5 separate regions of the Mus musculus genome follow, and all the other regions are linked to region 4. Evidence: chromatin loops called from intact Hi-C (ENCODE). Cell type or tissue: heart. All regions are shown on one strand.

What was found. Peaks named below come from ENCODE experiments on the same cell type or tissue, not always from the same donor. Only the 100,000 strongest peaks of a DNase experiment are listed, where the experiment ranks them.
Region 1: it touches region 4 in a loop (2.9-fold over the local background); 5 of 42 quality-filtered maps call a loop at or near these places.
Region 2: a loop joins it to region 4, with 2.8 times the contacts of the local background. A loop is called at or near these places in 2 of 42 quality-filtered maps.
Region 3: it touches region 4 in a loop (7-fold over the local background); 15 of 42 quality-filtered maps call a loop at or near these places.
Region 5: it touches region 4 in a loop (13-fold over the local background); 12 of 42 quality-filtered maps call a loop at or near these places.

The regions. Positions count from the first base shown.
Region 1 is chr11:64,436,862-64,441,861 of GRCm38, reverse strand. The region is part of intron 1 of Hs3st3a1 (heparan sulfate (glucosamine) 3-O-sulfotransferase 3A1); the gene reads right to left. Among named protein-coding and RNA genes, the nearest start is that of F930015N05Rik, 2.7 kb to the right of the region's middle. In heart, a CTCF peak has its summit at 2,743 (motif pointing right); no DNase peak of the experiment used is centred here; H3K4me3 peaks cover 495 bases; H3K27ac peaks cover 41 bases; H3K27me3 peaks cover 1,996 bases.
Region 2 is chr11:64,895,875-64,900,874 of GRCm38, reverse strand. It overlaps Gm12292 (a long non-coding RNA gene), which reads left to right and starts at 1,792. Exons shown (of 5, transcript XR_001780237.1): 1 at 1,792-1,933; 2 at 3,595-3,727. In heart, a CTCF peak has its summit at 1,910 (motif pointing right); no DNase peak of the experiment used is centred here; H3K27ac peaks cover 486 bases; H3K27me3 peaks cover 505 bases.
Region 3 is chr11:63,922,504-63,927,503 of GRCm38, reverse strand. No RefSeq gene overlaps it. Among named protein-coding and RNA genes, the nearest start is that of Hs3st3b1, 2.7 kb to the right of the region's middle. In heart, a CTCF peak has its summit at 2,062 (motif pointing left); DNase peaks (open chromatin) are centred at 2,203, 2,943 and 4,033; H3K4me3 peaks cover 3,343 bases; H3K27ac peaks cover 1,402 bases; H3K27me3 peaks cover 2,839 bases.
Region 4 is chr11:64,966,888-64,971,887 of GRCm38, reverse strand. No RefSeq gene overlaps it. Among named protein-coding and RNA genes, the nearest start is that of Elac2, 9.6 kb to the left of the region's middle. In heart, a CTCF peak has its summit at 3,121 (motif pointing right); a DNase peak (open chromatin) is centred at 3,207; H3K27me3 peaks cover 704 bases.
Region 5 is chr11:63,211,043-63,216,042 of GRCm38, reverse strand. No RefSeq gene overlaps it. Among named protein-coding and RNA genes, the nearest start is that of Gm29851, 37 kb to the left of the region's middle. In heart, a CTCF peak has its summit at 2,800; no DNase peak of the experiment used is centred here; H3K4me3 peaks cover 413 bases; H3K27ac peaks cover 1,969 bases.

The DNA of each region.
Region 1 (5,000 bases), 530 kb after region 4:
GGGAAATAGAGACCAAGAAACTACACTAGATCGCCTTGTTTTATATTTTGGGTTTTTTGTTTTGTTTTTTGTTTGTTTGTTTTGGGGGGTGTTGTTTTTTATGTAGTTCCTCACTAGGGAACCAAACTAGCTTCAAGCTTGAGGTCTTCCTTATTCAACCTCCATAGTTCTGGGTTACAAGGTGAGTCACTGTGTCTGGCAAAACAAGTTCTCTTTATATGCCGCATCTCTATTAGGTGAGGGTAACGCTCTTTTCCTCTCCCCCCCCCCCAAAAAAATATCTAAGTATACAGGGTCCCTGCCTGGACCCAGACATGGAACTGATGGTGGGTACAATTTATATTTGCTTAAATGTGTCCCATAGAGAGACAACCACTTCTTATGGTTGTTTATATCAAGGACGGTTGTTTGCTTTGTGACCAACACTCTTCATGATGTGAACATCTGGTCTATGTAAGGTTAGCCCCTGTTGTCATTAATTGCACAGGCTGACTTTATTCCCATGACCCCTCTAAAATACAGACTTGGCGCTTATTCTTCCCTGGCCAATCAACCAGTTTATTTATGTGAGACAAATATTTGGGCCAGCGTGTTTTCTGTTAAAAGGGGGACGGGGAGCAGGAGATCATAACGCTGTGGGAGGATTTCCACCCAGAGATTGTCTTCACGTTCACACACAAAGTGTATCTGCATGCTCTGACCCTCAGATCATAAGGGGACGTACACACAAGGAAGTGCAGACCTGAGGTTTTGCAAGAGGTATTGCAATTCTTCTATAACCAGCATTTCTTAGATATTCCCCAACCATTTAATGAAGTTCTTCATACAAATGCCATCCCTCCCCCTTCTATTGTATTTCTACTTCCACACACACATACATGTATAGCACACACACACACACACACACACACACACACACACATGCACAGCTGATTAAGTTGCCAATGATATCTATGGGGGAGAAAGCCCAGAATTCCAGACAATGAGAGCAGGTGGGAAGTGTCTAGTCACTCAGAGCTCCTGGGAATTATAGTCATGGAGGAAATGCCTCCCTTTTTCTCTACACACGTGGACTCCCTAGGCTCAGAGTCCTCTTGGCCCTGGTTCTTTGCTTACTCAAGGACATTCATTGTCTCTGGACTTCACTCCATATGACCTTGCATGGGTGGCCAGGATCTGCACCTCCTTTAGCTTAAGTTTCAAACTCTTTGTGAAAGAAAGGGATGGTGGCCCAGAGGGTAGGATTGGCTCCTGGAGGTGCTGTGCAGCTGTTCCCAGCTGCCACGAGATGCAGCGCTCTCCCAGAAACCAGAAGTGCCTTTGTTCAAGTCATCGCTCCAGTGGCCTTGAAAAAGAAGGCCATGATCTATGATGTTGTAAGGTCAAAATGTTTCATATTTTGATGAAGTTAGGAGCTTCAAGTCTTCACACTAAGTACTTGTTCATCATTTCTGTATGTGATAATGTGATATTCTTGACCGAAATGGTCCAGTCTTGCTAATGATGGGAATTAAGATATGGGACATGGTAGTACTAAAGACAACATAGTAAATGCTTCTAAATATGGTCCAAATAAAGGCATAGAGTATTCAAGGAGCCACTTATGCGCATGTGTGCTTGTGTGCATGTGTGGATGTATAAATAGATAGAAGACAGACAGATGCACAGCAGGCCCTCTGTATCTATAGGTTGTATACCCAGAGGCTCAGCCAACTGCATGAAACTTACAGAAAAAAAAATTGCATCTGTGCTGAATATGTCCTGACTTTTTCTGCTATTATTCCTTTGACAATACTGTAGGAGCTCTTTACATAACATTTATGTCCTATCACACATTATAAATAATGCATACATGATTTAAAGTGCAGAGGAGGATGCTTTCAGTTATGTGTGAATATTGTACTATTTTATAGGAGAGACTGGAGCATCTGCAAAGTGTGATACATGCAGGGGGATGGGACAAATGGCCCCAAAGATACCAAAAGGAGTGTATATATGTGAACATACACATGTTCGTGTGTAGTTTATTTAAATACTTTACAAATATGTATCCTTTGTCTCTGTAAGGAAAATAGAATACCTTTTAGTTGGTACTGATGTAATAGACAAACGGGGAGCGGGCCCTTTTCATTCAGTTCAAAGCTCACCTGCCCTGGAACTACAGTAGAGAGATCCAGTCTTGACTTCCAGTAAAGATGTTTACATTTTGAAGAAAGGAAAAGGATGTACACTCCCTTTTATAGTCATACCACTCGTGCAATAGCAGTGGATATTGTTCACTTGGAATGAGTACTATCCCATGACACACAAGCCATAGACATTTGTCGTATTAATACTCTCTGCTCCATTAAGTCATGGGGGATGCTTTTCAAATTCAACAAGGAGGAGTTTCATACCCAAATACTTCTACTGGAGTGTGCTGAGTTGTTATATATATAAGTCCCCACACAGAAACATTTTTAGGGTGTTTGGTAGGAACATTAAAACACTTTAAATCAATAAGAATAATATCCTGTCTAGAGATTTTGAGTAACAAATTCATTTTCATTTTACTATAATTTTTTTTCAAAGATGGATTTATACTCTACTCTGGAAACACAGCTTACATTTCTATTTTCATCTTGATGGTGGAAATAAAGAAACACCTCAGCAACAGAAATTTCTAACTCTCAAACTCCCTCTCGAAGAGATTTCTTCAAACTTCCTTAAAGCGAAAGCTTTCTCCTTTTGTGAGGACAGTAGGGGGCACTCCCACCGCAAACTGTTAGGACAAATAGTGACAAAGAAGGAGAGAGACAGACAGACAGACAGACAGACAGACAGACTAGACATGTTTTGACTCCCCATATCACTAAGCATCAAAAGTATCACCTATATTTTTCTCTTCTCTAACTTTCTTCAGGGTGCAAATAAAAAGTTTGGTTTTGTTGTTGTTTTTTCCTGCCCCTGCCCCTGCCCCTGCCCCTGCGTGTGTGTGTGTGTGTGTGTGTGTGTGTGTGTGTGTGTGTGTGGTCTTAAGTATGCATAGAAATTCTATATTGCAAATTTGGGACAACTTACAACAGTCTAACCAGACCCTTCTTCTGAATATTAGGTAAATATAAGTAGCCAAAATGAACAGCAGCTTCAAGACAGCCTGTGTGGGGTTTTCTCACATAGAGACTTCAGTCTTCAGTCCTTCTCACAAACATCAAACTCCAAGTTCAGAGTCAAGATGAAAAGAACCCGTGGGGAAATTTTCATTAAATAATCCCATAATCCAGGCTCCACAGGTTGGGTCCTCTTAAATAAGAGTTTCTCATATAATTCAGTGAGCTTAAATTTATGCATTCAATAAAAAAAAAAAAAACCCACTCCACTGTGAATGTTAAAACAAAGACATTGTTCCGACACTTGGAAAATTAAATTCACCAAACCATGAAGCCTACTGTGCAGTTATTTTTGTAACCACCATAAATTGCTTTATAAAACTCCTCTACTGGATAAACAATCCAAGGAGATTTTCTTCATAGTAAAGGACAGGGCGGCCTTAAAGTTTATGACTTTTTCTTTTTCTTTTTTTTTTTTCCATACTTTTTTTTTTAAAGTAGTTGTGTTTCGAGTTACCTCAAAACCTTCTTGCTTTTACATGATTTCAGAAAGTTCCACAGAAAATCAGATCCAGGTCTGTAGATATACCATGCCCTCAAACAGACGTTACTGGAGTAAGAAGAAGCAATCCCATCTTGTGAAAATAAAGTTTAGTAGGGCAAAGCAAAAATGAAGGGGATTAGTACTAAATGTTTCACTATATTTAATTGTACCTCAGAGCCCAGGGCCGGCCTGTATGTCTCAGACTGATGGCTTGAAATGGGTCTCTCCCTGCACTGTATGAGGCCACATTCAATGCGAGCGGCTCTAGATAAGAGTTTTAGGGGTCTTTAATCACTTCATTCTTGTGTCCTTGGGGAATAGCACAGAACAGCCTTTGTGTCCAGAAGAAGGACCTGTTGTCCAGACTCAACAGGTCACTGCATAAGAACTTCCCAGAGGATAGGGCATAAATGACAGAAGCATGGGGGAGGGAGTATATTTAAGTGGCTGATGATTTTAAATGATATATATGCTATATCAGGGGAAAGCTGATTGTTTTTCTTTCCAATGACTGGGAAGTTACTGTTTTTAGAAGTGTTTAATGTTTGAATTTGATTATTATTTTTTTAGGACTAAACTATAAATTCAGCTCCCGAAATCAATCTGAACATGTTCTTGACTCTACAAGTGAATAAACTCGTCACATCATGTCTGTCTGTATTTTATGAATGGTTCCTTCCACGTGTACCTCAACTGTGTCATAACTTTTCTAATATTGTTTCAGTTATAATGAGAATGAATATTTTATGAACAGGCTGAACTTTATAAAAATGAGAAAATTCTAACCATATGAATTTTGTCCTTGAACTTGGAGGAGAGGGGAAAATAAATCAGTATTTTTTACCACAAACCAAATCCAGGCCACGCTAGAATTTATTAGAGTTTGGCTAACTCTGATATTATAGGTGATCTGAATTTGACACTGGCAAATCAGCTTATCCTGTAAATAACATTTACTTCCTAAATTGTATCCAGCGCATTTTCCCATGATTTCCCCCCCCCCTTTAAAATTAACTATCTTATTTGTAAAGATAATAGTTAGGAGATCTTTAGAAAAATTTCTGTCAGGCTGATAGTATTACCAACAAAGTGTTCTTTAAAACCCAGTTAGTCGTTGCTGGCACGTGATGAGGCATAGATTATCCAAACTACAGGGACTCTTGACACTTTTACTAAGTTTCTATATGACTTACCACCTTGGACAACTATCTGGCAAAGGGTCAAGGCAAATAAATACCGGAGCAAAGACCCATGTTAACCACAGGGAATTACCCCAAAGATAAAGGAATAGACATAGGCTTCCCTTGGTAAGCCCAGTAATGAGGAACAGTTTTCTAACTTAAAAGGAAACTCTCCTCTTTCCTTTT
Region 2 (5,000 bases), 71 kb after region 4:
TTTATATGATAAAAGCCTTAGAAATGAAGATTCCCCCCCCCCAAACAGTTTCGATGTGTACCATTTTAATGCTTAGATTAAGAGGCATGTCATGAATTGGGAGAATTTAAGCAACATTCCATTCATCATACTCTCCTCTGGGACTGGTGTCTTCCAAGATAAGGGTGTTCCTTTGTCCAGCCATAGGGAGGGCAGGGACTCTTACAATGCCCTACAGAGAAGCAGGGCCAGGAGGTGAGTCTCCAGCCATCCCTCTTCTATTCTCTCAGGTGCAGTAGTGTTGTATCTTAAGGGTACGTCTCTTGCACCCCACCACTGAGCTTTGCCCTTCCCAGTTCACAATGTCTGCGCAACTTCACCACAGTGGTGCATCCTTCATTTGCCACTTCCCAGTGTTCTCACCCTCAAGGAACAAGACTTTTAGGTTAGTGGATAACAGCCATGTTGGCCTCACTGCATTCCTGGGATCCCTGCCTGTGGGAAGCAAGGAACGAACAGTACTTAATACAAACAGGGTTCCCAGCACCCTGTTCACTTAGAGCCTTAGCTTTTAATCTTCAACAAACCAAGTAGAGAAAATAACAGCTTGTAAAGGGCCAGTTTGTGAAGGAGTCAGGAACTGGTTATACTCTGGGGACACAGCCCCCCCCCCCCACCACCACCTCGAGTTTGGGCAGGAACTGACCAGGTAACTCATACTGGGCTTGTTTACAGTGATTTAGCTGTGCAATGCAGTTTAGGAGGCTGGCGAGCTTCTAGGCACTGAGAGGACCATTGTCAGCCCAAGAAGCAGTGGCAGCAGGCGCCCCTGCCCTCCAACAGAATGTGTCCTTTCTGTTAAAATGTCAAGCTTGTTTTAAAAGGGGCTTACGTTATTGTTATTTTCTTTAACAGGAGGCTTTGAGGTGCGAACTGAAGGGTGTTATTCCTCCACCGAATGTGACTGCTGGGTTACCCAGGGTGCCCGTGCCCTGGAATGAATGGGCACATTATGCCTGCCATTAAAAGTTGTGGCTCTTAATTAAAAACGTGATCTTGGGTCTTTATGGAGACATTGTTTAGGTTTTCTCTAGCTGTTAACACGTAATAAATCATTTTAAAAGGACCTTTTCCCCCTATCGCCCCGAATGGGGAGTGCGTTTTTTAAAAAGCAATTGGAAAATAAAACCGGGATTAAATTTCGTGTTTGACAAGGTGCTAAGGGGCTCAGCACCTCAGCTGGGGTAAGACAAGAGAGCTTTGCTTAATCGGCTACTGACCTCTCCTTGCTGACTCTGGCCTGGCCTGGTGGGTTCAGGCTGCCAGGGTGACACTGGTGTCAAAAGTTTAGCTTGGAGATGTCAGGACAATTTACAGACAGCCCACCTTCACCTCTGTTCCCTCTATTATATTGTGAGTGTAAAACCCGTGGTGGAGAAGGCACCTCCTATCATCATGAGCTTGCCAGGAAAGCTAATAAAGTGAGGAGCACGTGGGTCCGTGCGGGTGTGGGAGAGATCCCAAAATCACCCTCCCCCCACACTAAAGATCTTGTTCTCCTTCTATATTCCTGATACAGCTTTCTAATGGTTTCCAGTTCCTAAAGAGATCCCAGCCTTCCCCCAGATCACCCGAAAGCGTGAATCTGACTGGTGGTCTGGGCCTTCTGACTTATTGGACTAGGCTTACAGCCTTTGGCTGGCACAGTGGAGAGGAGACTGGGGGCTGAAGCAGGGCATGTAGCATGTTGCACCCTGTCTCTGTGCCCCGTGGCCTGCATTCTTCTGCAGAGGAGGAAGACAACGCTTCACCGAACTGTTACCAGATAAGAACGATAACAACTTGAAAGGGTTACTTGTCGCTGGTGCAGAAGCTGCTTGCTGTCTGGGTGACATCCTTTTAAGGCAGGAGCCTCGCTGTCGTAATTCCCTAGCTTGCCAGCAGAGGGCAGAAGGTACATCGGCTTTACAGCACCTGGCATACCTGGTTTCTAGACTGGCTTTTCCTCCGCTGTCCTGGCTATGACCTCCATGCCTGTGTGCTGTGGGGACCACACACAGCAGGCAGTGGTTTTTCCAACGTGTTTACTGAAGGAAATTTCAAGAGAAACCTGTAGAAATTAGAAAACATCGGATTTCTCATTCCATGTTACAGTCCATTCCAAATTTGACCTTGGCCTGCAACCTGCGTTTCTAATCTGCTGAGACCCCTTTCTTTGGAGTGCAACCCTGTGTCCCTGTCTGCCAACTTTGCTCCACACTTCAATCTTGCTTTTCTGTGCCATCTCTACCTCGGAATTCGCCACGACTCAGGCAGCGGTTCTGTGCTCTCAGATGACCGGGATGTTCTCGGTCTCTTTCTCTCTCTCTCTCTCTCTCTCTCTCTCTCTCTCTCTCTCTCTCTCTCTCTCAAGATTCCATGATAGATGCTTGAATCCAGGCTATGCTGGTCCACACTTCAGCTCATGCCCGGAAGTCAAGGCCAATGCACCTGTCTCCACATCTCATCTTTCCGCAAATCTAAGAAAGCTCTGTGCTCTTCAGCCAGCTGCCGCTCTGTTACCAACAGAGAACTGGACAAGGACCGAGAAGGATTGTAATACCGTCAGATTCCTAGTGTTACACTTCTTCATGTTATCATCAGATGAATCTTCTCTGTAGAAAAGTGCAAGATATATGGAGAAGCCCCTCTCCTCCAGCCCTGCTCCCTAGGGAGCAAGGCAGTGTGTGTGAATCTTTCTAGGTAGAAGTATGCCTCTATTCAAATTGATTTTCATTATTACTAATTATTAAATCATGTTTGTGTTTTATATATATATATATATATATATATATATGCACCACATATATGATGTGTTATATATTTTACATTTGTATATGCATACCATATTTGATAAAACTTTGGCATAGCATACCTACAGTGGTTATACATATATTGACAGTCAAGAATAGATACCAATCCTAAATTGAACATCTTTTTCAGTTCTTCTTGCATTGATCTCAGGGAACACTGTGAAATAAGAGGCAGGAAGGATGCAAGAACTGGGGGCTGAGAGGAGAGCTGTGAAGTGTTGTCTTCTTGGCAAGGCGTGGACCTCTCAGATGGGCACATAGCAGCTGTGGTCACCAGCATAAGACCTGATCAAACTAGGGAAACTGCCAGCTTAAGTGATATTGGCTGGGTTTACAGAGAGGGAAAAAAAAAGCAATATTTCATGTGGATTGGGGCCTGTCTTGGAAGAAATATATGGAGGAAGCTGGAAGGGGAAATAGAGATTAGATGTGATCATATTTCATTGAATATATGCAAAGATGTTCATGCTTAAAGGAAGTTATTTGTAAAGCACAGATGTACACGCCTACTATGAGAGGAGCCTAGGGACACAGCGAGCACTGTCTCTGTCCCTTGGGAGCACACACACTGGCTTCCTTGAATTTCCTCCTCACCTCCCTCCTCCCCACCAGCAGTGCTCCCATTTTCTCATTTCCTGTCTTTTCTCCCTAATTTAACACCATGCCCTTGTCTCTAAAAAAATGTATAGTTTTAAAATTTATGTGTTTTCAGCATCCTGTTGTTGAGATCTGCAATTTATTTGTTTTTTTTTTTTTTAATCAGGTAAGCTTCTGATACTTGTGTTAAGGTATCTTGTCACGTTTCATCTCCACTATTGATGACACTCCTTCATAGCACCAAAGAGCCAGTCACCCATCAATCGATGTCGGGCCCTCTCCTGCTTTCTCATATAAAGGTCAGACACCTCTTCTGTTGCATGTGTTTAAAAATGTCAATAACTGAATGGCTGACCATAATAACCATCTGTTCATTATTAACAAGGTACTATTCGTGTGTGTGTGTGTGTGTGTGTGTGTGTGTGTGTGTGTGTGTGTGTGCGCGCGCGCGCTATGGTTTGGGTACATGTCCCTGAAAGGTCCATATATAGAAGGCTTGGTCTCCAGTGATGCTTTGGGGAGGTGGTGACATCTTTAAAGAGTAGGGCTAGAAGCCAGGTCATTTGTCCTTACCCTTGAAAGGAATAGAGGGATCCTCTCCATAGACTGAAGCCTTAGAATTAAGCAGAACTTTTCTGCTTGTAAATTAATTATATTATATTATGTATTTTATAACAATTATGAAAACTAACTAATATTGTGTATGTGTGTGTGTGATTTCTGAAATACAAACATTAGCATTATACATGCTGTCAGGTATACAGGTATGACTGCTTAACATTAGAGATGCATTCTGGGAAATGTGCCCCTTGGCAATTCTGTCTTTGTGCAAGCATGAAAGAGTGCATTCACAGGACTCTGGGTGTCTGGGCGTCACCGGTGAACAACCCTCTGCGGCTGTTGTGGAGGAATGGAGATGTGCTAGGCGTGACACCCAGGGGGTGCTTGACAGCATGATAAAGCACACCGTTGTAGGGTGAACTGTGTAACCAGGAGAAACTCACTCCAGCTAACAACGGAAAGTGTAGTTTGCAACCGTCAAGGAGCATCCGACTGTACTTTTGAGTCTCCTGTGCGGTCTGTGTGGGATGCGCTGTGGTTTCATTATGCGGTGTTGGCCACTGTGTGTAATCACAAGTGCTGTGTTTTCACAGGCCTGGCAGCACAACAGCTTTGTTTACCCGGCACCAGCACAGACACTTGAGTGGCACAGTGTCACCCACCAGCAGACGGGAGGGGGTCTGTCGCTTCTGTGTGTGCCAGCTCCTTTATCTGGAGAATTGGGAACTGAGGGGATTCTGTCTGTAATGTTTTATTGCTATATTCTAAAAAGTTTAATGAGGGTTACACTTTCATGTTGTGTATGCGCGTGCATGTATGTGTGTGGTGGGGGTGGAGGAATTGGGTGGATGTGAAAGTCAGAGGACACTGTGCAGGAGGGGGATTGGTTCTCACCTTCTACCACGTGGTTCCTGGAAAAGCTGGGTTTGTCAGGCTTCGTGGCAAGTGCCTTTGCCCACTGAGCCATCTTGCTGGCTAGAGAAACAATCTTGAAGCTAAAGAGACTAAAAG
Region 3 (5,000 bases), 1.0 Mb after region 4:
CATTTGACTTTTTACTTTTTCAGGAGCTATGTGATTTTCCATCCTTAACAAGTAAAGGTAGTTCGACACAGATGAACTAACAGGTGCGAGGATAGAAACTGTACACAGATATTGCTGTGGAAACCGTATAGGAATAGGCCGGGGTTGCTGGTATGAACCATGCCAGAAATGGTAGGCACAGATGGGTCCCGTGAAGTGTGCAGGTGCCCTGTTCACCCTTCCCCAACTGCAGAAGGGTCAGGAAGCAAGTTTGGGCAGAGGGCAGAAGTGGAATTGAGACATGGGTCCACACCTTTCACCCTTTCCTGACCCCATAGGAGGCTCTGGAGCAGACATGATTTCAGCCAATCAGCAGAGGATGCCCTGTGACAGGACCGCCCTTAAGCCCCGCCCCACTGCTCTCTCTCTATAGGGACTCTGCAATCAGAAAAGGCAGCTGGATGAATAGCTTGCTCTCAGCTGGTTGTTGGGAAAGAGATATCCTTGGGCTAGAAAGTGCTTACTGGGCTCGCTCCAGGGAGCCCGCAGCTTCCTCTACAGTGAAAGCAGGGACAGAAGGCAAGGCGGACCTGTTGGAGAAGCTCAATGCCCTGCCGTCCATGTGGTCTCAGAGATGTTCCAGAAACCCTTGTCTTGTTGTAGAGTGTTAAAGCTCCCCCTCGCACTTTTTTAAATCGGGCACTCAAGAGGCAGAGGCAGGAGGATCTCTGTGAGTTCAAGACCAACCTGGTCTACAGAGTGAGTTCCAGGAGAGCCAGGACTACATACCTAGTGAGGCCATGTCTCAACAAACAAAACAAAACAAACAAAAGCCAAACAAACAAATAAAGAAAGCTTGTTTTAGACAGTGGGGAGCTGGGTGTCCTGTAGACACATAGTAGGGTTGTAGCACAACTTTGTCTCCATAGGAAGTTTCTAGTGGAAAAATTAAATGAGATTAGTTTTTTTTTTTTTTTTTTCAGACTTCTGTCCATCCATTAGTGAAGGGCATCCCCGGGAGAACCGAAGACAGAAGTGGTGGGGACGATGATGATGATGATGATGACGATGATGATGATGGTGTGTGTGTGTTTATATGTGGGGAGGGTCTGCTTCTAAGAGGAAGGGCTGAAGACAAATCTATGGCCTGATCTTCTGCGGCTCAGGAGAGCGACTTGACTTTGACTTTGACCAGTCCCGCAGGCAGGCAGGTAGCAGGGAGGCAGATTATAGAAGCAGTGCAGATCTGCTGGAGCACAGGTCAGTGTCCACACGGGAAGAATCACTCCTTCCAACTGGGAGGCCTGACGAAAGTATAATCACAGAACTCTTTAATCAGCCGGAGAGTCCCAGCTGTGAAGGTCTTCCACCTGAGAAGACCTCCTGGTAGGGCCTGCTGACAACCAAGCTATAGCTAGAGGACATCCTGACAGAAACTGTGACTTCCAGAGCAGGGAAACATCCATCCTGAAAGGCTCAGGAAATTCCTGGGTTCTCTCACTTCCCATGCCTTGCCCAGGTCTCCAGGGTACAGGGTAGGGTGGGCGGGGAGGACCCCGGCCCAGGGTGCTGTTCATGGTGCAGGAAAACTACGGAATCAGCGCATCACTTAACCCTCACGTCATAAATTCAATCTGAGCATCACACTTTTTTTCCCCCCTTATGAAATGAGAACTCGCATCCCTAGCGAGGCTGGCAGCTGAGTCACTCAAAGACCCCAGACTTTATTTACTCAGAATCCAGGCTCAGCTCTCCGTGGGGGCTGATGTTGCCTCTCACAGTGGGACTTGGGGACTGAAGCTTTTCTAGCCTATTGGTCAGCCACTGCCTCCACCCCTACCCCCCACCGCCATCTCCAGGAATTCCTTACCCATCCTCCCCATCCTATGCTTAGCTTCTAGGCTGCGGCGCCTATAGCCTTTTGGGGAAACAGAGAGGACACTGGCGCCTGTGACGTCCAGGAGGCGCCAGCAGCCTTAGGTGCCGAATCTAAGCCAAAGTTGAAGCCTCTCCGCCCCGCTCTGCTGAAACCAGATTGCCGCAGCCAACAGTCCAGCAGTAGCGCAGGTCGGAGCGCTCCCTGGTGGGCGGGCAGGGTACCCGCGGCCGCGCTCACAGCCAGTCCCTCCAGATCCGGCTCGCAGCTGCTCAGTTCCAGGGGCGGCAGAGCTGGCAGCGGGCAATGCAGAGGGTTCCGGTGGCAGGAACTGGGGCTCTGGGCCACCGGTTCAGGCCGCCCAGGAAATGCCTTCTCTGCCGTTCCGCCGGGACAAGCGGGGGATGGGAGGGCGAAGCCATCAGAAAGGAGGCGGGTCAGGCGCAGCTGCTAGGATGGAAGCCGGAGAGCGTGTTCTGCTGGAATCTTAGCTCAGGCCATTCCTTTTTAGAAAGTTTGGAGTCACAACAGGTTGCTAGCTACAGGACCCAGGGAAAGAAGGCAAGGACCACCACTGCCTTGCAGATTAGACTGGGTACTCGCTCTCATTAGGTAACCATGAATAAACGAACCCAAATAAGACATAAACCTCAGGTGTGCTGAAGCTGAATTCTCCCCTTAACATATTTTCCAAAGAGTAAGCATTGTGGATAAGTTTATTGGAGGGCATTTTTTTTTCTTTTTCTGGTTCTGGTGGTAGCACTTGTTGGATACCCAGGAACGATAGATAAAGGTAGGGGGTTCCAGTCAGATTGGCATCAGCTCTGCCCAAGATCGAATCTCAGGCTTCGCATTTGGTGTGTAAGGCCAAGCAAGAAATGGCATCTGCTGAGGTCTGAACGAGGGAAGCTATGGCACAGGAGTAACTCCCAAGTCACTCCAGGATAGCTCCTGGGGAGTTTGAAGGCCAAAGGACCAAAGCGTGCAGTCGCAGCCTGCAACTTGCTCCGAACTGCAAATTCTGACCCCGCCCACCCGCTGACCTTGGACGGCCGAGGCCCTGGCTTGGGGCATAGAGAGAACTCCCCTATTGTTCTCCGCAACCGGACCTAGTAGGCCAGGCTGCGATTTAGCCCTTAGGCGCTCAGCTCAGCGCCACACTTTTGGCAATTTCCGACGCCCACGTCTTTGCTTCCACTCGTTGGCTTCCTCCCTCCACCCCCGGAAAAAGAGACTCCAAATATATCCGGTGGTCTCGATGTGTAATCGCTCACTTAATGGCCTTTGCTAACCCACAGGACAGGGACCATTTCTATTTACACGTAGTCAGGCCTTCAGGGAGCCACGTGGGAACTGCAATTCACCACTTTCAAATCAGCAACTTCCTTCCCATCTAAATAACGAGAACTTGAAAAGGCGCCGGTCGGAGACCCTGATCTTTCCTTCTCGAACTGAAAACAAAAAGCCGGACTAGTGCTCAGAGATGCATTTGTTCCTACATTGACTGATTAACTTTTTTTTTTTTTTAATGAGGACTATTAAATCACTTCGAAGAACCCACATCTCAGCGACGGCGGTGGGGAGGGGTGTGGAAACCCTAGAAATCCTAACAGCTGCAATAAAGGAGAAGAAAGAAAAGTGTCCTCCGACTAAATGATTTCCCTCTCAACCGTTTTGTAGGAAATTGTCTTGGGCTAGACACATAGGGATGTCAAAAGAGTATAGCAAGAGCGCAGAGGTCCGGTGGCGGCCGCTCTGTCATCTTTGGTCACCGCTATGGCTAGGATGCACTTCAAATCCGAGGTGCACAACTCAAACCTACTTTTTTAGCTTGGCTCTACCGTCCGGAAGCCGGACCGTGGAGGAGCAGCAAGAGCTCTGGGCACTTGGGGACATTAATTCCGGGAGGGAGACAGTATGCACTCTGATTACCCCCACACTGTCTCAAATAGTTGAGTAAAGGGAGAAAGGATAAGATCGGTTCCGCTTCGCCCGCCGGTGCCCACCGGGAAGTGCAAGGCGCCTGTGGCCGCAGAGTGAGTCACCTCCTGCGTCCCCGCGGCCTGCACGGGGGTCGGAAGGAATGAAAATTCTGTCCCGGAACCGCACGCAGCCTGGCGTTGGAGGCCTTTCGGTCTTGCGGAAAATGGATTCCAGGCACCGAAAGGCTCTCAAGCCGCCACTTGGGTGAACGTCCCCATCCCGACTTTCCTAACTCCGATCGCCAGCGCAGAAATTTGGCCAGGCATCAGCGCCCGAGCTTCCCTCACCAGAGCTGACAGTTTCTGAGAAGACCCCTTTCCGGGCCGCCCCCCTGGACAAAGGTGCGAAACAAGGAAGCCTCGGAGTGGATTTTCACCATTAAATAAGTGCTAGTCACTACTCCTGAATTTACCCCATATCAACATTCGACTTAAAAAAAAGTTATTGGGGGAAAACGCCTAGGATTCAGTACAGAGTCATAGGTCAGAAACCCAACCAATCTTCTAAGCAGGGGCGGATGCCGGCTTAATTGTTTGTTCAAGAGAAAGAAGTTAGAACATCTATCAAATTAATGATGCCAAGGAACAGATACCCATATAAAACTCCGACATGTGACTTTAAGTTTCAACTAGTGTCTTTAAACTAAACAACCTTCCTTCTCTCTGTTCACCCCCCAGGCCTTTTCAGGAGAGTTTGGAAAGAGTGAGATAGTGTTTACGTCTGTCCCTATTAAGCGCCAGGCACAGGGAGACCATTCTGGACAATATTGAGAGAGCGGGAAAGTTAGTGACTTCCGCCGAGGTTTTCCCTACTTAAACTTCCTAAATCAGGGTCTGTTGGAGGCCCTTCCCTGAGCCCCGATTATGAAACTGGGTTTGCGGGTGGGGCTGGAAACACGTCTGGTCGGCTTTCCCTCTTCCATCCCTGTCTCTTTTCTGCAGCTTTTACACTCAGGAGCCGGATGGCGGGACCCTTGGATGAGGACTGGCATCTTTGTCACATAGGCAACTATAGCCAAGACTGGCCTCAGAAGCGAGTGTGGAAAAGCGCGCGTGTATAAGAGAGCGCCACTCAACCGGGTGGGACCTCTTTCAGCGTTGGGTCACTCCAGCATCCTCACCATCTGCTCCTGTCACCAGCCGATGGCCTCGCCTCCCTGAAC
Region 4 (5,000 bases):
TAGCACTTGCTACCCACCCTCACTCAGCGATCGTCTATCTGTCTCCCTTTTTCTACCCAAAGCCAGCTCTGCAATCTCTCAGAACATGAGATGTGAGGTTTGGAGATAAAGGTCATCTCCTGTGGTCATATGAATGAGTTATTCCCCACAGTTTGCCATTTGAGTAATTTGGTCCCAAGTTGGTGACTGTTTGGGCAGTTTAGAAGGTCAAGGTTTCTGGAGGAAGTATGTCACTTGGGGGTCAAGCTGAGAGTTTTCAAAAGCCACATGCCATTCCCATGAGTCTTGGTTTCCTGCTTGCTGCATGAGATGTTCCTGATTCCAGCTGTCCTAATCCCCTGCTTCGGATGGTTTCTGATGGGCCTAAACCATGAGCCTAAATAAGCCCTTCCTTCTATAGCTGCCTTCATCATTACAGAAACAGAAGTGCAACTAAATAATACTTTATCTAAGCACATTCAGAGAAACAGCTGGGATCAGTGGTAAATGAATTAGCTGGAGCTATAACCCAGCCAAGTTTACACAGCTTAACTTCACATGTTGCTTGGCACCAGTTGACTTTAGAAGACACCATGCTTAGCATGAGAAGGGATAGAAAGAAGGAGCAAGCAGGTTCTGTGCTGGCTACCCTTTGCTGGGCATTTACCCATCAGAGGAAATGGACAATAGCCAAAGTCCTTGACACCTTAGTCATCTAATAATGCAGAGAGAATGGCTAGTTATTAAGTACTTTTGTACCAAGAGTTTTACTCAGGTAAATAAGCTTCCCAGGGCTTATTTCCTACAGAATCACTGGATTCTACCGGGCCAGACCCAGCAGCAGCCCTGCCTGGCTCAGGTCTGTTCCCTTCCCAGGAAATGATTTTTTTTCAAGATTTATTTTATTTGTTTAATTTTTGTGAGTGTGAATGTGTGTGTGTGTGTGTGTGTGTGTGTGTGTGTGAACATGACACTAGCTAGCTTTTTCTAGAAAGGAGACCTTAATTGGGGAATTGCCTCTATCATACTGGCCTACAGGCAAGTCTATGGGGGCATTTCTTGATTAATGGTTGATGTGGGAGGATCCAGTCCATGGTGGGTAGTGCCACCCCTGGGCAGGTGGTCCTGGGTGGTAGAAGACAGCAGGATGAGCAAGCCAGGAGGAGTAAGCATTCCTCCATAGCCTTGCCTCTAGGCTCTTTCCTTGAATCCCTGCCCTGACTTCCCTTCATCATAGACTGTGAACTATAAGCTGAAATAAACCTTTTGGCCCACTCCTGCAAGCTGCTTCTGGTCACGGTGTTTATCACAGCAATAGAAACCTATCTAAGGACAGTGTGTGTGTGTGTGTGTGTGTACCACATTTGTTTTGTGCCTATAGAGCCTACTAGAGGACATCTAATCCCTGAAAATGGAGTTACAGGCAGCTATAAGCTGCCTCCTGGAGGTGCAGTGAGCTGAACACTGCATGAGAGGTAAGTACTAGGAACTGCTATGCCATTTTTCCAGCAACACTTCTCCAGGATTCTAAGCAGGGAAGTTAGACACAGAACCCAACCAATTTCTGCCCCCTGCTCTAAAGACTAGTGTGTGTTTCTAGAGGGATGCAGGAAGGCAAAAATGTCTCTGGTCCTTCATGAGTTTGAACCCTTATGAAGGTAGGGTACCTTGTCATCCTCATTCCCCTGGAAGCTTGTCTTTGAGAAAGCAAAACCCAGAAGACTTGCTTTATGTCTGCTCTGTAGTCTATCTCACTCCAGAAGTGAGTGGGCCTCGCTGCCCAGGCAAGGCAGAGGAAATGACAGTGTGTTTGTTTTGCTTGTTTGTTTGAAACACAGCATCAATTTGTCTCATGGGCTAAACTTGAACTTCCTATGTAGCCCAGGCTGACCTCAGTTTCGTAGTGATCCTCCTGCCTCAGCATCCAAGGTGCTAGGGATTACAGACATTATCATGCCTGGATCAAGTCTGTATCTCTGTGCTCATGTGTGTATTTGTTCACATGTTTGTTTAAGTGTGCAGGAACATGAGGAACATAAAGGAAACATTGATGTCAGCATGTTTTCTTTAAGCACATTTTCTACTTTATTACATTTTTTTTTCAAAGGGATCTTCCACTGAACCCGGAGCTTGATATTTTGGCTTCGATTGCCTGGCTGGTGGGCCCCTGGGACCTGGCAGCCTTTGCCCCTGACTGCTTGGCTTATAGTGCCAGAGTTACAGAAATGTGTTCTAATGTGCTAAGTTCTTATGTGGGTGCTGAAGATGTGAATGTAGGTCCTCATGTAGTGTCCTGTAATACGGTTGCACTCTAGCCACTGAGCCTCTCCCCAGCCCCTAAGGCAGTCCCTTTAAAACATGATCTCCCCTCATCTGCAACACTCAACCACTATGTCACTTCAGTGCCTTCTCTTGGTTATTTATTCAGTCTCTTCTCCATCATTATTTCCCTCTCCTCCATAAAATCATAAACACGTCTAAAACACTGAAAATCCTGATCATTACTGACTTAAAAGAACACAAGGCCCCTGCTTTATAAGGAAACATTGCCCAGGTTTCCTTGCATGCTGCCATACACTGGTGCTCTGCCGCACTCTGTCCCCTCCTCCCTCTGTAACTGAAGAGAATGGGTAACAGGCATTCTGCTCTGCCACTTAGCTGGCAGAATGCCTGGAGAGCAGCCAGTGGCCTGGGTTCAATCTCCTGATAAGTCATCAATTTCTTTCTCACCCCAAACATCTGGTTTAGGCTCCTGAGTTATGAGCTAATATTAAATGTAAAGGCTTACAGCGTCACATATATAACACTGTTGATTAGAAACATCAAGAAAAGTAATTGACTGGAGGGGACTTGTGTGACCAGCTGGTCAAACATCTGGATAAGATCCCAGGGATCTGAGCTGAATTCCCAAGCCGGTCATTCTTTCTTGGCCAGTAGTACATGGTAGCATCTTTAAAAGTTCTGCGTCTCCTTCTTCTGCACTGAGTTTCCCACAGTAATTTATATACAATAATATGAATGTGTGTTTTGGTTAGCTGAGAAAAGCTAAATAAAATAATTCCAGTTGTTATCTTCCCACGCATCCATTCCTTGGATAGTGTGGTTGTCCGCTTTTCTTTATCCTTGTCCTGTTACCAGCCATAACCACTGGGTGGCAATGTCTACCCATGTTTGCCAAATCCTACGGTTTGTGAGGGAGGTGACCATTGGCTAAGCCCATCTGGTTTGCAGCTGAGCAGCCAGCCCAAGGAAGAGTCCCTGCCAGCCTGACTGAGGCTTTGTTTTCAGGAGCCACTCTGGTGACAGCTCCACAAATCTCCTAAGTCAACTGCATCTCAGTGACCCAAGCCAGTAACCTGTGACCAGTACCCTGGAGCTAAGTGCAGCTTTGGGAGATGCTGCATTCTGTGGGCCAACAGCAGCCTCTTCTCTCACTCTCTTCTGCCATCATTGGCCCCTGCCGGAAAACCAAGGACTTCTCCATCTCCCCTGGAGCATTGGGATTTGAATTTAAGGAGGACTGATGTAGGGTATTTGTTTGTAGTGTTGGGTTGAGAAGGGCTCTCAGGCCTCATGGTCCAGGCTCAGAGAGCAGGGATACTGTCTTTTATTAGCCATCTCCCTAACCCGTCTTCCTGCCTGCCTGTCTTATGCTCACTGGGTCTGTGTGAAGAACCAGGTACTTGACTAAGGGTTCCAATATTAAGATCATCTTGGTCTCTGTCCGTATAGAACTTACAAACTAGATGGAGAGACAGACAAACCCCAGAACAGGGCCACATGGTGTTGGGAATACACAGCCCTGGGTGTGAATAATAGAACCAGGATGAGGAAGAAAAAGTTAGGGCATAGTGTGCACAGAGATGCTTCTTGTGTCTCCTTTTGCTGTGGTGAGTCTACAAGGTCAACAAGCTGCCTTGTCTCAGCCCAGGCATGGTGGTGCACCCCTGTAGTCCAGGCACTTAGAAAATGGGAAGTAAAAAGTTGAGGAATTCAAGGTCAGCCTTGGCTAGATAGTTGGGGACAACCAGAGTCCCAGCAGACCGTCCCTGACTCTAAAAACAAAACAAACAAGCAAAGCCTTCTATCTCACCTGCCCTCCCAGGGCATTGCTGGCTGTTGGAGTGACACAGAGGGGCAAGGTAGGTGCCCTGGCTGAGAGAGACCCTTGTTCCATCATGACAAGAAATTCCCAGTTCTGGTAATTGTTTTTCTATGAAATATAGCCTCAGGGAGTGCTCTGTCGTGAGATCACTTAAAGGAAAGGTTGAGTTTATATTTTTAAGTGAAATTTAAAAAAAAAAAAGACACTGTGGGCTTTAAAAAAAAAAAAAGTATGTGTGCAGCCAACATTTCCAGCCCCTGGAATGCTTGTGTCTGTTTTCCTCTTGTGATGAGGAGCGGTTTCTGCATTCTTTGCCTTTCAAACTTCCTTCCACTGCTTCCTAACTGTGGTTTTTCACTTTGAAAGTAAATGCTGTGCTGTTTAGTGTGTCTCCTTCATGGTGTTTGCTCACCTTTCCGTTCACCCCAGACTCTGTTGCGGTGGGCTTGGAGAGGGGCCCGAGAAGTTCCCTCTTTAGCAGAATCCTGGGTAATGCTGAAGATGCTGGGTCCAGCTGGTGGATGAGGACACCCACCGCAAAGTACCAGGAGGTAGGGAGCACGGATGGGACTTGGGCTTGAGCATGTGCTGTGAACTTGGAGTTGGCTGCCTTGTTTCCAAGTACAAAGTAAAAACAGAGGGAGAGGAAAAAAAGGCATTGTGTTATAATGACTCCAATTCTGTCCTTCACCTTGTCAGTAATAGCTTCAAGATTCTGGATGACAGACCTTCGTGTTGGATGCTTAACAATGGCTCGCTGCTTTGAAGCCACCAAACAATAAGCTGGCATGTGGAGGATGCTAAAGTCAGAAGGAGCAGAGCCACTGGATCTGTGTACACAGTGTTCTCACTTTCTCTTCCCACTCCCTGTGACTTGAACACCTCAGCAGGGGCTGATGCTAAGCTGCATGATCTC
Region 5 (5,000 bases), 1.8 Mb after region 4:
CATAATCTCCAATTTGGGCATGAAAAGAGAGAGAGAGAGAGAGAGAGAGAGAGAGAGAGAGAGAGAGAGAGAGAGAGAGAGAGAGAGAGAGAATCTTCGAGTCTCTTGTTCACAGGAACCCAACAGTAACAGACAACAAGGTGACATGAAGAACATCCTGCCTTCCTATCAGCACACAGACCTCTCAGGAACTACACAGCTGATTTGGAGAAACCAAGAGAGCTAAAGCTGAAGAGAGAGAAGCTGATCCAATCATGTAACTCAGGAATGTGGCTGTTCTCCAGACACAGTGGCTCTGTCTGCATGCCATTATCCGACTCTCACCTTATGCAGAGAACTGGCTCAAGCGCCATAACCAACAGCTGATTACATATCCACACATGTGGTACTTAAAAGAGGAATGACCTTCAGTGGTCTCATCATAAGGGTCAGCATGTCCTTGTGCTCAGGGACCCCAGCCTCAGAATATCCGACAGTCTCAAAAGCCTTGCATGCATTCTAAAATTAGCTATCTGGCTGGGGTAGGGGTGGGGGGTCATCAGACTCAACTCAAGTGCAGTTGAACAGAGCACATTAACTTCCTGACAGCTTTGTTCAGAAACACTCAAAACAAATGACCTGCTGCCAGTATAAATGGATGCAGCAACTCTTTGCTCCTTACTGAGGTAAGCATTGGTGTGTTTGGACATGTTTGTCCCTCAAAGCTTGCATGATGGAAGGTTGGTTCCACTGTGGCAATGTTAAAAGGGAATAGGACCTATAAGAGATACAACTAATGGGACGTCCTTAGGTCATGGGGGCTTCTCTCAGAAGAGTTTCTATATTTCTCATGGGTCCCCTGAGTTCACCCTCAAGAGAGAAAACTGACAAAAAGCCTGAGCCTGACCCTGGGTGAAGTGGAATTTTCTGGTTTTGTTGGAGATTCAGTTGTGTCATGTGGTGTTTTTCTGGAAGCTGTCTGGTGAAAGGACATGTGATGTTTGCTGGAGCAGAGACTTAAGAGCACATGTGATGTTTAAAAAGTGTAAGTATAGCCAACAGACAGTGGATGATGCTCTGGCATGGGTTCACCTTGCTGGTCTTTATCAGGGTTCACCTTGCTGGTCTTTATTGGGGCTCACCTTGCTGGTCTTTATCGGGGTTCACCTTGCTGTCCTTTATCGGGGTTCACCTTGCTGCCCTTTATCGGGGTTCACCTTGCTGGTCTTTATCGGGGTTCACTTTGCTAGCCTTTATTGGGGTTCACCTTGCTGGTCTTCACTGATGACACCCTGGCATTGGTGCACCTTGCTTTCTTCTCTGGTCTCGGCTTGTCATGACTTCATAGAGAGATATACACCAATGAACTTCTGTTCATTAATTCTGTTGCTACTTCATAACTAATTCTGCTACTGTTAAGAATCATAATGTAAATATCTGTGTTTTCCGATGGTTTTAGGGACCCCCTGTGAAAGGGTCATTGATTTCCCCAGGGGTCCTGACCTACATGTTGTGAACCTGAGTGCTGCACTAACCTAAGGCTCACTGCAGAGCCAGCGCTTCCCTGGCTCTCATTAACTCACTGGGTAGAAATTTCTGAGAGTCCACAATTAATAAAGATGCCTCATGCAGTCAGACCTCTGTGCTGATCGAACGGTGTGCTGATCAAACTCATGCGCAAGTGAAATCAGCAGCTTGGGCAAGAGGCTTTGAGGGCGGGATTTCCTCACCCAGTGACCTCACCCAGCAGGGATATCCTCTGAGGCAGATGCCTTGGAGCAACATTTAAATGTTCGACTCTCCCTCCCACCCCCACCCCACCCCTACACACACTGGCCTCTTCCTGCCCGCACAACCGCCTCTGGAGCAGTTAACTCTCACTGGATGATGCTGTATTCCTCAGTCTGCACCTCCCACTTAAACACAAAGTCCGCGAGGTGCTTTGTTATGGAGGCATCCCTGGAGCCTGGCAGGTTGTCATCAGTCGGAAGAGCGGAATGCTTGAAGGAAGGCGCACACTTCCGGAACTCCGCCCATCGCCAGCACTCACTGAGCACGCTGATACTGTCTCTTTTCCTACTCCTGGGCCATTCAAGGACTTGGAGCTATGGACATATACCATGACATATACCACGATGAAGAACTGAATCGAACGTCCTCTCAAGAGTAGGTTCTCATGGATGAATATCCACTGGCAAGCTAGGTCTTCCCTGAAGGTCTAACTTTCTGAGAGCCTAGTGTGAATTGACTTGAGAAGGAAAAAAAAAATGTTTTTTGGTTGTTGTTTTTTTTTTTAATTAAAAAATTAACGTATATTTATTCTCAATTCTGAACTTTCTTTTCCCTTCCTAGCAGGCCAGATGCATACCTCACATGTAAACTGCATAAATAAGCCGTTGGTTAGTCAGCTGTGGTGGAATTTTCTAGCTGGCTGGTCCCTGATACTGTGGTCTCCCTAACTTACCCAGAGTGCCTAGGTGGCCGTGGGCTGCCGGACAAGTGGATCCCAGACTCTTCCTGGTCTTTTGTTCCAATGGAGCTGCCTGCAGCTGTCCGCTTTTTGGGGGACCTTCTCTCATCTCTTAACATCGCTCTATTGCTTGTCTCTTTCATGTTATAAGCAGAGATAGGCTTGTTCAAGTATCTAGGAGCTTGCAAATTTAAAAACAAAAACAAACAATCAAACAAACAAAACCATCAGATTGACCATGAGCTAGCTGTGCAGAGCAGAAATATTTCATTTCCTAGAAAGCCTTTCCACTCAGCCCGCCACAGCTAACCTGCCCTGGACATTGCGTGGCTGTACCCGCCGCCCAGTGGACAGACTGGGTACTGCATTTGCAGAATGCAACTCTTTGTCAAGGAGTAAAGATCTGCTTCAGGCTGGATTCTTTTTCTTACCTGTACACCGCACCACTCTCCTGGAGAGGTACTGACCAAGTAAGGAAGAAGCTTGCAGAGGAAGAGAATAGGGGAATCTCTGTAAAAATCATCGCTGTTCTAATTTTTTCTTGAAATTATGGAGGGGGAAGATCTTTTAAAATGGACAATTGTGAACAATTTGCACAATGTTTGTGCAAAATGCAAACTGGAACCCCAACTTACCCCAGGTCCCATGCTTGGAGCTCTCTTTCTGACTCTCTAATCTCCACACATGTCACCATTCCCCTGACCTGGATTTTTACAGCACAATCTACCCTCCCAAGACTCGGGTGGATTAACAAACAAAAACCTTTTCCGTCTGAGATGGGGCCTTGTTTTGTAACCCAGGTTGGACTTGAACTCATTATGTAGTGTGGATGAGCTCATTATGTAGTTGTAGAACTCCCAAGCTGGTTTGGAATTCATGGTTCCCCTGCCTCAACCTCCTACATTGAATCCTCCTTTAGAGGCTGCTGTGGCTCAGAGTCTCTGAGGTACACAGGGGTGCACACAGTTCCCACGACCCACAGTGGTCTACAGTGGCTGAGGCTTCTTCTCAAAGCAAACTATATCTTACACGAATACCTTGACCCCTTTAGATGTGCTGAGCTGTGGGATGGAGGCTGTGGTCAAGGTAGAACATCTCTGAATGGAACAGAACAGAACCTATCTGACCAACACACACACACTCACACATTACTATCATGACTTGGAATGGGCTTTGTTTAGTGAGTTATAACAAGAGCTGACCAGTCAGGGGACTTCTTCAGAAATGGCTGGAAAATAAGACCATATGCCAGTTCAAGTCTATCATCATCACCACCATTATCATCACTATCATCATTACCACCACCACCACCATCATCATCACCACCCATCATCAATGTATCAACTATTCACATTTCCTGGTCATTTGCCATAGCACTAACCTGATAGAAAGAGAAGCATTTTCTCTTCTGTGTATCTCTTTTATTAAAAGAATATTCTCAGAAGCCTCAAGCGAGCTTCTTTTCTGTTCTATCGACCCGTGCCCTGCTTTAGCTACAAGTGATACCAGGAAGGACGCTAGCATGCATGTTGTGCAGCTTTACTATAGGAGATAATCCAGCCTGTAGGACTTAGAAGATAGGTTGCTAAATAACCATAAACTCTTAGCTATAGTCTTTCTCCTCTGCATATGCATGCATGTGCACACATACCAGTGTTCTGGGTTACATGGGATGATCAATGAAAGAGAGACACTGCAGGACGGATTTGGGCTTCTCAGCAGCTGGGGGATCCACCTCTCAAGACTAAACTCTGAACCTGCTTGCAGAGCCTCCTAATTGTTACACAAAAGGCATGTTTAGCAAGCCAATTTCTGCATACCAAAACCTCTTATCTGATCTAGGAGTTGTCTGAAGGAACTATTACCTAAGCAATTCTCAGCCAGAGGAGACTTCTTAGCTTGCCAGGAATGTCTCAGGACTAAGTTATGCAAAGGCTTTATGAATTCTTCAGAAGAAGCAGCCTCATAAAACCTCAGATAGCAATCACAGACGATTTACAAAAGGCTATTTCAAAGCCTAGGTACCTTCACCCCAGAATTCATGCCAGATACAATGGCTCTGCCAAAATCTGCTATGAGCATGCGTGCGCACCTCCCCCACCCACACACACATATGTGTGTGAGTGCGTGCATGTGTACATGCATGTTTCCAAATATCCCCCAAAGACACATAACAACAGGCATGCACACATGTATTCCCTCCTTGTACTCATTCCATGAACAAAACATCCATTAAGTCTATTATGAGCCAGTGTTTTGGCTTGATATCTGGGGCATGGTAGGACATCACACACACACACACACACACACACACACACACACACACAGTGAATGAGTGAGAATATCGAGAGTACTGAACTCCACATCCATGAACCTTGGCAGCCTCGGTACGAATCTGGTTTTCGTTCTTACTAGATTGCAAACTTTCACCTTTTCTATTACAGCTTCTCCCATTGGCAAGCCCAGATTGAAGCATCACCACACAAGAGTTAAGTCAGTCATTGTTAAGTGAAAGAAAGGCTGCCTGAACTCACAGATAGGGACAGCTCTT